Regions from separate parts of the Homo sapiens genome. Here all the other regions are linked to region 2. Evidence: chromatin contacts called from ENCODE Hi-C data. All regions are on one chromosome and are shown on one strand. The core of a region is the stretch at or near the end of the contact, and the rest is flanking DNA. Distances in the headings are between cores, read along the strand shown. Region 1 holds the start of GINM1 (glycosylated integral membrane protein 1). Region 2 holds the start of STX11 (syntaxin 11). Region 3 holds the start of PPIL4 (peptidylprolyl isomerase like 4).

Region 1 (3,069 bases), core at 570-3,069, 5.4 Mb after region 2:
ATCTGACGAGACAGATAAACAATAAAGAATAATGGACAGTTAGACCATGGGAAAGGCTTTGTAAGAAAACAGAGAGCCTCAACTTTACCTATTATCTTTTCATATAGACGTACTTTGTAACCTTATATTACTAATTCAAATTATACAGATCCACATGTCATGTTTTCTGACTTCCAGATTCTTTTTTTTTTTTTTGGAGACGGAGTCTCGCTCCACCGCGCAGGCTGGAGTGCAATGGCGCGATCTTGGCTCACTGCAACCTTCGCCTCCTGGGTTCAAGCGATTCTCCTGCCTCAGCCTCCCTAGTAGCTGGAATTACAGGTGCGTGCCAGTATGCCTGGATAATTTTTGTATTTTTAGTAGAGATGGGGTTTCACCATGTTGGCCAGGCTATTCTCGAACTCCTGACCTCAAGTGATCCACCCGCCTCGGCCTCCTAAAGTGTTGGGATTACAGGCGTGAGCCACTGCACCCGGCTTCTAGATTCCTTTTTTTTTTTTTTTTTTTAATAGACTCAGGCGATCCTCCTGCCTGCGTTTGCTGCATAGCTGGGAGTACAGGCACAAATGACCACGCCCATCTCCAAATTCATTTTTAATTCCAGCAGTAGGAAAAAAAGGAAAAGGCCAAGTTTGCAGATGGAACCCAGAAGTGTGTGGGGCTTCGCTGTGAAATCACTTGTAGCTTAACAATGGCGTGGGGAATCTCAGAGTAAGCCCGGAGTTAGTTGAAAGGAGTCTTTAGCCAAAACGTTTATAATTTATTCTGGGGCGGGGCCGGGGGAGGGGGCGGTGGCGGTCAGCAGGCCTGTGGGAGGAGGGTGTTCAAAGGAGTAAAGGGGGCTCAAAGAGAGAAATAGATTCTTGTTTCCTTTTTCATGTCAAAAGTTTTATTTCATGTCAAAAGTTTTATTTCAAAGGAAGACTAAATATTACTCTTATTCTGCCTGAATGGCCAAGTTTCCAAGTTTTTCTCAATCAACATGCAATCCTGTTAATCTAAAATGCTTGAATTTCTTGCTACTCTGCTTTACAGGGTTCCGTAACTTTTTTTTTTTTTTAAATCTGCAAGGTGGAAGAAAAGTCTAACACTTTCACTTTAGAGTTACGATACTGACCAAAAAGGCACTGACAGCCCAGGTGCGCTGGCTTCCTTCCAGCTGAGCGCTGTCCCCGCGCCGCCTCCAGGGGTCGGCAGAATGCTGAACAGTAAGCATGGCGCATCCTCAACCTTGGCCCCACAATGAATCACCCGAGAAAATTAAAAAACCACCAGGGCCCGAGCCGCAGCCCAGGCTGGAAAGTGGGGTGTTCAGGAAGACCCCAGTACTTTTTAAAGCTGCCCGGGAGAGTCCCACGTGCAGCCAAGGGTGGGGAATTACCCACTTAATAAAAACTTCCCCTGTAAATGCGATGTTTCATTTTTAATGTATAACAGTTTTCTGAAATATTACCGTTGTTTTCATCGTATAGGTACATGTACATGTGCACACACAGACACATGCATGTGTGTAAATACTAATTTTAAAAATAATGGTTACGAGGACATTTACATCGCTCCAGTTGGAGTCCTGTCCAATCCTGAGGGCGGGTCTAATGAGGGGCCGTACCTTCCAAGATTTCACTCCGCCCCTCGACGCCGCGCGGCGCTGCGCGTGCGCAAACGCCTTTCCCTGGCGAGCCGGATCTCGGAGCGTCCCCGCGCCTCTCCGCGGCCGCCCGGGGAGGGGAGGGCCCGTCCCGCCCCTCCCCGTCTCTCCCCGCCCCTCCCCGTCCCTCCCGCCGAAGCTCCGTCCCGCCCGCGGGCCGGCTCCGCCCTCACCTCCCGGCCGCGGCTGCCCTCTGCCCGGGTTGTCCAAGATGGAGGGCGCTCCACCGGGGTCGCTCGCCCTCCGGCTCCTGCTGTTCGTGGCGCTACCCGCCTCCGGCTGGCTGACGACGGGCGCCCCCGAGCCGCCGCCGCTGTCCGGAGCCCCACAGGTAGGGCAGGGCGGGCCTGGCTGGCCGCTTTACGACTCCGACTCTCCGGGAGGCCCGGGCTGTCCACAGTGACGCTTCCCACATCCCACCGGCGGGCAGGGGCGGGGGTCCGGGCCCCCGAAGGAGGTGTGGGGAGAAGCACCCCAGGAAATGGGGGCGGCGTGGGAGGCCGAGGTAAGAGGAAAGGGACCCACTGGGGCTGCGTCGCTGTGAGTGAGCCTCGAGCCACTCCACACCGACTCTCCGGCGGCCCAAGCCGGCGCGCGACCTGACGGGGCTTTGCCGTCGAAGCGCGCGGTTGCCGGTGATCAGGCCTTCGTAATGGCGCCTTCCCGGGGTAGAGCCAGCGCTTGGGCAAGGAATGTTTGTGTGCTCGGGAAGTGTGGAAGTTGCCCACTTCGCGCATTTCCAGGCCACTTGTGCCTGCTCGGCCTGCGATCGCGAGGGTCCGCCGTTCCGAGGCTGCGGGGCTCCGCCGGGCTCAGGTGGGCAGAGGGAGAGACCTGGCCCTCGCGCGACGTAATGTTTTTGTCGGATGTTGGAGGAGAAGTTCTCACGGCGGGGCGCGATCGGCGGTGTCCGCATCCCCTGGGGACTCAGCCCGGCCTCTGGGGGCGGGGCCCAGCAGTCCGGGTTGGAGAGTCCTGCAGGTGCTTCTGATGCCAGCTGAGGTGGGAGAATCGAGGCATCCTAACATTAAAACGTGGCTGATGCTCACCATTCCTGCCGTAGAGTCGTGCCTACCTAGGCCAGTATCAGCCTTTTTTCAGTAGAATGGTAGGGAAAAGTTTGAATATTTTAAAGAGCAAGTGTTCTGAGAATGACAAGAAACTATGTCGGTACACCTCTTCCTAGTCAAGACTTGAATATGAACACTCTAAATACAAAGGCGAAGGGCACGGTAAGTGTCACTTTGACCAACAAGGTGAAACCCCGTCTCTACTAAAAATAGAAAAATTAGCTGGGCGTGGTTGCAGGTGCCTGTAGTCCCAGCTACTCGGGAGGCGGAGACAGGAGAATTGCTTGAACCCGGGAGGCAGAGGTTGCAGTGAGCCGAGATCGTGCCACTGCATTCCAGCCTGGGTGAGGG
Region 2 (3,001 bases), core at 223-2,722:
CACATTCATCACATCATATTGACTACATGCCATCAATGAGTCACGATTGTTGACGTTGGCTTAGAACATCTGGCTGGGGTAGTGTCTGTCGGCTTTCTCCATTGTAAACCTACTGTTTTTCCCTTTCCACATTGTACTATTTTGGAGGAAGTCACTGTGCACAGCCTAGGGTACATGATCTACATAAATTATTTGGAATTATTCTGTATAGGAGATTTGTCTCCTCTCCGCCTTTTATTTATTTATTCAATTATTTATTTATATCAGTGTAGACTCATGGATTTTTTTACTTTGGCTTGTAATCCAATACTACCTTGTTTAGTTTACTTCGTTGCTCAAATGGTTCCATCTTTGGCAACTGGGAGCTTTCAGGTGGTTCCTGTGTCTAAACATTCTGCCATCAAGGCAGGATTCGTTCTTTAGTTTTATTTTTTTTCTTCTCATTCAATTGAGACAGCGTCTCATTCTGTCGCCCAGGCTGGAGTACAGTGGCGCGATCTCGGCTCACTGCATCCTTGACCTCTCAGCCTCAAGTGATCCTCCCACCTTAGCCTCCCGAGCAGCTGGGATCACAGCGTGCGCCACCACGCCCAGTTAATTTTTTTATTTTTTGTAGAGATAGGCTTTCACCACATCGCTCAGGCTGGTCTCAAACTCCTGGGCTCAAGAGATCCTCCCCCTTCGGCCTCCCAAAGTGTTAGGAATACGCGCGTGAGCCACCGCGCCCGGCCCGATTTTTCCTTTTTTGAGTATCACTTCCTTACTTTTCAGCCTCAGCCTTGTTTTTCAAGGTGCTTTACCACCACCTGGCACAATCCACACTTTCTATTTATCCCTCCCCGTTAAAGTGCCGGGACCTGGAGGGTGGGTCTTGGCAGTATTTTTGAGCGCGGTGGGCACACAAGGGGACGCTCAGTTGATATCCAGAGAATGATGAGCCCGGCGGGTGTTGAGGCCGACTGGAGAGAGGTTGGTCGGCAGGGTTCTGGGAAGGCGGTGCTCGGCCTCCGTGTGACCGCAGGCTCCTCGCCCGCGTCCTCGAGGGTCCCAGGGATGCAGGACCTGCCGCAGCTTCCGCAGCCACACCCACGCTCAGAGACGGCTTCCAGCGTCCTCGCCGCGGCAACGCACCGGACTGCAAATGTCACCAGCGCAGCGGGGATTCCCGGGGGAAGTCCAGCGCGCTCCCTGCCCTGGGGACCAGAGGACGAGCGGAGGAAGTGTCTTGGGCGGCAAACATCCCACTCCCCGCGCCGGTCCGCGCAGCCCGCGGGAACGCCCCTGGGCTTGCGGGAGGGGCTGGAGCGCGTCCCCGGCTCCGGGCGGTCCCGAGCGCATGGACTCTGGGTGGGGCGGGAACCCGCGCTCTGTGAGCCGGCTGCCGCCGCGCCCCAGCGCTGTCATCCCGGGGCGGGGCCTGGTCCCCAGCTGTGGTCGCTTCCTAAGCGGCGGGGGCTGAGCCGGCGGCGCCCAGATGCGGCCGCGGCGGCGCGGAGCTCGGGCGGCCGTGGAGGAACTCAGCCTCGGCCGCAGGAGGCGCCGGGAGCGGAGCCGCCGGGAGTCGCGCAACAGGTTTCCTTCTCCATCGCTGCGCCCACAGGGGACGCGCGCCCTGCCGGGAGAGGGGCTTCTCGGTTCGCACTCTCGCTCCCAGTCCAGGTTTGTTTTTCTCTTCCTGAGCCCCCATTTCTCTTCCTGACTATTTTCCCCGTGCGCGGAGAGATCGGGGAGGGCGGGTCGGGGCGGGGGCACTGTCTAGGCTCGGGACCCGCGGCTGTGCCTTAGGTGGGATTTTGGATCTGGCGCAGGTCCTCACGCCGCCTCTGGGCACCTTCGGAAACACAGCATTGGGTTTCTCATATAAAGCAGAATGATTTTTTAAAATTACTTTTAATTTCAGAGGCTGAGGGACTTAGGATTTAGTGCTTCGTAAGAATTATTTTAGGGATACCTGTTGGTAGGCTGCCTTTATAAAGTGTCCACCCAAGACTACTTTTATTTTAAATCGAAAGGCTGGAGTGTTTTTTTATTATCACCTCTTCACTTCCTAGTAGGGTGACTGTGTCAAAAACACCAGAATGGGTACTTCTTGACTTGAACTTGGCGGTGTCACTCAGTAGCCAGGAAAGACGGAGAAATTGATAGAGCCTTCGAGGAGTCCCTTCGAAGCCCACGTAAGACTTTGTTTTAGAAACATGGAGAGAAGTAGTGGCAATGCCTGCGAGAGCCACGCCGTCCTGAGAGGGAATTCTGCCTTTTTCTAGACTCCGCTGACACCAGCTGAGATCTGTATTACTTCCTGTGGTTCTCACGCACTTGTTTCAGCCGTTTCTCAGCAGAGGGAGGAGCTGTTATTTACAGGTATCCAAAAATGAGTCACAGGGCTGCTCTCTTAATTGTGAGACTTTGTTAATGAACTTTTGAAAAGCGAGGCTTGCTTTAAAATGAGACTCTAGATGTGAAATGCCTGCCCTGCCAACCTGGGGCAGTGGTATGGGAAGTGACGATTGAGTTTTCAGTTTCCTAAGGCGCCTGATGTTACAACATGCCAGTAAAGGTCACTGGGCTGATCTAAGATAACCATTGAAATCATGTGCTTTGCCACAGATGCCCAAGAGAAAATTAATTTCATTATTCAATGACCATTTTGCTGTCATTTTCACTGCATGGGAGAAAGGTATCATTTAATGTGGTGATTGTAAGTAACTCTCTAAAATCAAAATATTTCAGACAGTTTGTGTTTACTAAATTGGTGCTAAAACCACATGATGATTTTTGAAGCGGGTGGGTCCCAGCGGGAGCAGAGAAATTTAAAAGTTGAAGCTGACAAGTCCTATTGCGGTGGGTAACAGCCCTTAGGAAGGGACTGCACACTATCTCAACACGGTAGAGAAGGGGACACCATCTCTACTGGAGCTGAGTTGAGCTGAATTCAGCCTCAAACAACAGTTACCAGGTACCTTCTCTGTGCCAGCCTCTTCCCTGAACCTTGCTTGTACAA
Region 3 (2,968 bases), core at 365-2,864, 5.4 Mb after region 2:
AGCAGACATTGTACTGGGTACTCAGGATATAGAGATGATAATTATGGTATAGTTCCTGCTCTCATTGGAGTTTACATTCTTGAGCGAGGGCACGCTTGTAAACAACACCAGGATAATAGGTAAATGTTAAAATAAAATGTGTCATGTGGTTTATAAAAGACCTAAGACACAGCAGAGGAACCCTCAGGTAACTCTGCTTAGAAAGGAGGGAGAGCTTCAAAGAAGAGATGATGCTTGATCTGAGATTTAGATAATAAGTAGTAAGTTTGCCAGAAGGACAATAGTGGAGAAGAATATTGTTTAGAAGAAACAGCAAAAGAATGGTAACAATGGTACGGGAGAGTTTGTAGTGTTTTCGCCAGGTGGAGAGGAGGGAGGAATAGCTGCGTGCGAGGGAAAGCGGAGCACGGCAGGAGGTAGTTATTGTACAATATTGCAACTTATTTCACCTTCTTTGATAGGCTCTGCATTCCATGTGGGTAGGACCCTGTTTGTAACTAATCTCTCCTGGTCTCAGTTTCTTCCTGACTCTGATACATTCTCCACACCGCTGCCTATTATCTTCTCAAAACAAGTATGCCATGCCTCAATCCTGCTTTTAAAGTCTTCAAGGACTCTGATCATCAGTAGGGCACACAAGACTATTCACGACTGACCTAGGCGTATCTGACCACACTCGAGTCTACCATTCCACGACTCACACCAGTCCTTCCAGCCACACCAAACTACTTGCCGTTTCCAGAAAATTCCAAACAAAGAAAGTCCAAGCTAAGAAAACCCTCATTCCCATTCATCTTTGAAAGAACTAGTTCAAGTGTTCTATATAGTATTCGCTAGCTTTGCTTCTTCCCACCCCCCACCAAAGAAGCCGCCCTCTTCTGGTTTCCGTGGCAACTTACACATTCTTCTACCATAACACATAGAAAACTAAAATGGGTTCCTGTGTCTACTTCCCCCAGTGGAAAAATCAGACCCTCGGGGGCAAGAAGCCAAGCCCAGGACTTAGCCCAGTGCCTCGAAGGCTCAGTCCACACTCCAGACAACCTCTTCCTCCTCCACCTAAGCGGTATGCCCACACTCGCTGCGCCAAGCACACCCTAACTGCCTTCATCAAGATTTAACCGATTACACACCAAGCAATAGTTCCTATGTTCCTCTCACGAGTAAACACAATAAAGGCACAAAAGCTATGGGTATTGTATGTGCAGCTCGAATCACACACACACACGCCCCACACACACACTCCCAAAGGCAATTAATGACCGCAAGCACCGTCCACCGGACTGGCCAACACAAAATACGGGAGAAGGGCTGCCAAGGCTCAAACGAATTCCCGTCACAAAAACTTTTCTAGCCAAGGCCGGTTAATAAAATAGCCCAGTCGCGGGCACCAGCAGCCCAGAAGCTCGAGCTCTAGCCAATCTCTGCCCTGGACTGCGCAGAGAAGGGAAAGTAGGGAGACAAGCTCGGGGGCCCCGGCGACAGGTGAGTGGGGCTCAAGCCTCACCACGCGGCCGTTCTTCGGTGTACAAGTCGATGACGACGTCGCCTAAAGTGGTCTCCAGTAGAACCGCCATGGCGCCCGCTCCTCCTCCGCTACAAACCCCGGGAGGAGGGGGGTGACAGGCGCAGGCCGACGGCGTCGTCTACGCCACGCGTCACCCTCGGCGCGACCCCTTTTGCGTCATCTCGCCGGCGCCGCCCCCGGTTCCGAGCAGTTCCTTCCGGTCGGCGTGCGGGCGCCGGGCTGCCCAGCTGACTTACGGATCGGGTTGGTCCCGCCCCCGGCGCGGCCGTTTTGAAAATCCTGGTCCGCCCTTGGCGATTTTGGTGGAAGCCTGTCCCTCAGAACGGTCTCAGTATAGTGTTTTGTGCCCCGTTTGTGTCCGTCTCAAGAGCAGAGCGGCCCTCCGCGCGGCCCTTTTATCCACCAGGGGGCGCCCGCGGCGGGATCTTCTCTCCACCTATTTGGGCGGACTCCTCCGGGTTTCCTCGTCAGTCTCCTTTTCGCAAAACAACTTTGGGCCTCTACTAGGGGTTTCCGATTCTAAGAACTAACATTTTGTTTTGTTTTCTGTTTTGAGACAGGGTCTCGCTCTGTTGCCCAGGCTGGAGTGCAGTGGCGCGATGTCGGCTCACTGCAACCTCCACCTCCCGGGCTCCAGCGATTTTCCTGTCTCAGCCTCCCAAGTGACCACAGGCGCGCGCCACCACGCCCGGCTAATTTTGTTCTTTTATTTTTTGTAGAGATGGCGGTCGGGGGAGGTGGTCTCACTATGTTGCTCAGACTGGTCTCAAACTCCTGAGCTCAAGGAGTTCGAACTCTTCCCGCCTTGGCCTCCCGAAGTGCTGAGATTACTGGCGTGAGCCACTGCGCCTGGCCAAAACTAACATTTTGCCATGCAAGTTTATTCCCCAGACACTCTTCTGGGCAAGCCTGTCACTCTTTCTTATGACATTTTACACATAATCTCCAATAACTTCACATCTGACGAAAAGCCAAAGCTTTTTTTTTTTTTTTTTTTTTTGAGACGGAGTCTCGCTCTGTCGCCCAGTCTAGAGTGCAGTGGCGCGATCTCGGCTCACTGCAAGCTCCGCCTCCCGGGTTCACCCCATTCTCCTGCCTCCGCCTCCCGAGTTGCTGGGGCTACAGGTGTCCGCCATCACGCCCGGCTAATTTTTTGTGTTTTTAGTAGAGACCGGGTTTCACCGTGTTAGCCAGGATGGTCTCGACCTCCTGACCTCGTGGATCCGCCCGCCTCCGCCTCCCAAAGTGCTGGGATTACAGGCTTGAGCCACCGCACCTGGCGGAAAAGCCAGAGCTTTTATAATGATTTACAAGATCCTCTCCTACCCCATCCTACGCCATCTTCTTATTCCTCTGAAGCCACAGTAGACAGTTTGCTATTCCCTGAACACTGCTGACATACTCCTGCCCCATGGCCTTTTCACTTGCCTTGGTTGAGGG

What was found. A loop is a pair of places that touch in the nucleus more often than their neighbours do. Pooled maps may share reads with other maps.
Region 1: a loop to region 2 is called in a pooled map, with 7 times the contacts of the local background. The contact joins the promoter of GINM1 here to the promoter of STX11 in region 2. A Hi-C loop is called at or near these places in 5 of 50 pooled maps.
Region 3: a pooled map shows a loop between it and region 2 (7-fold over the local background). The contact joins the promoter of PPIL4 here to the promoter of STX11 in region 2. A Hi-C loop is called at or near these places in 2 of 50 pooled maps.

Annotation. Positions count from the first base shown.
Region 1 is chr6:149,564,556-149,567,624 of GRCh38, forward strand. GINM1 (glycosylated integral membrane protein 1) reads left to right here and starts at 1,820. Exons shown (of 8, transcript NM_138785.5): 1 at 1,820-1,979. The coding sequence starts at 1,860. RefSeq lists enhancers at 987-1,116, 2,367-2,416 and a silencer at 1,547-2,096.
Region 2 is chr6:144,149,045-144,152,045 of GRCh38, forward strand. It overlaps STX11 (syntaxin 11), which reads left to right and starts at 1,473. Exons shown (of 2, transcript NM_003764.4): 1 at 1,473-1,659. RefSeq lists a silencer at 1,160-1,599.
Region 3 is chr6:149,544,429-149,547,396 of GRCh38, forward strand. It overlaps PPIL4 (peptidylprolyl isomerase like 4), which reads right to left and starts at 1,615. Exons shown (of 13, transcript NM_139126.4): 1 at 1,508-1,615. The coding sequence starts at 1,577. RefSeq lists enhancers at 1,505-1,804, 2,508-2,968.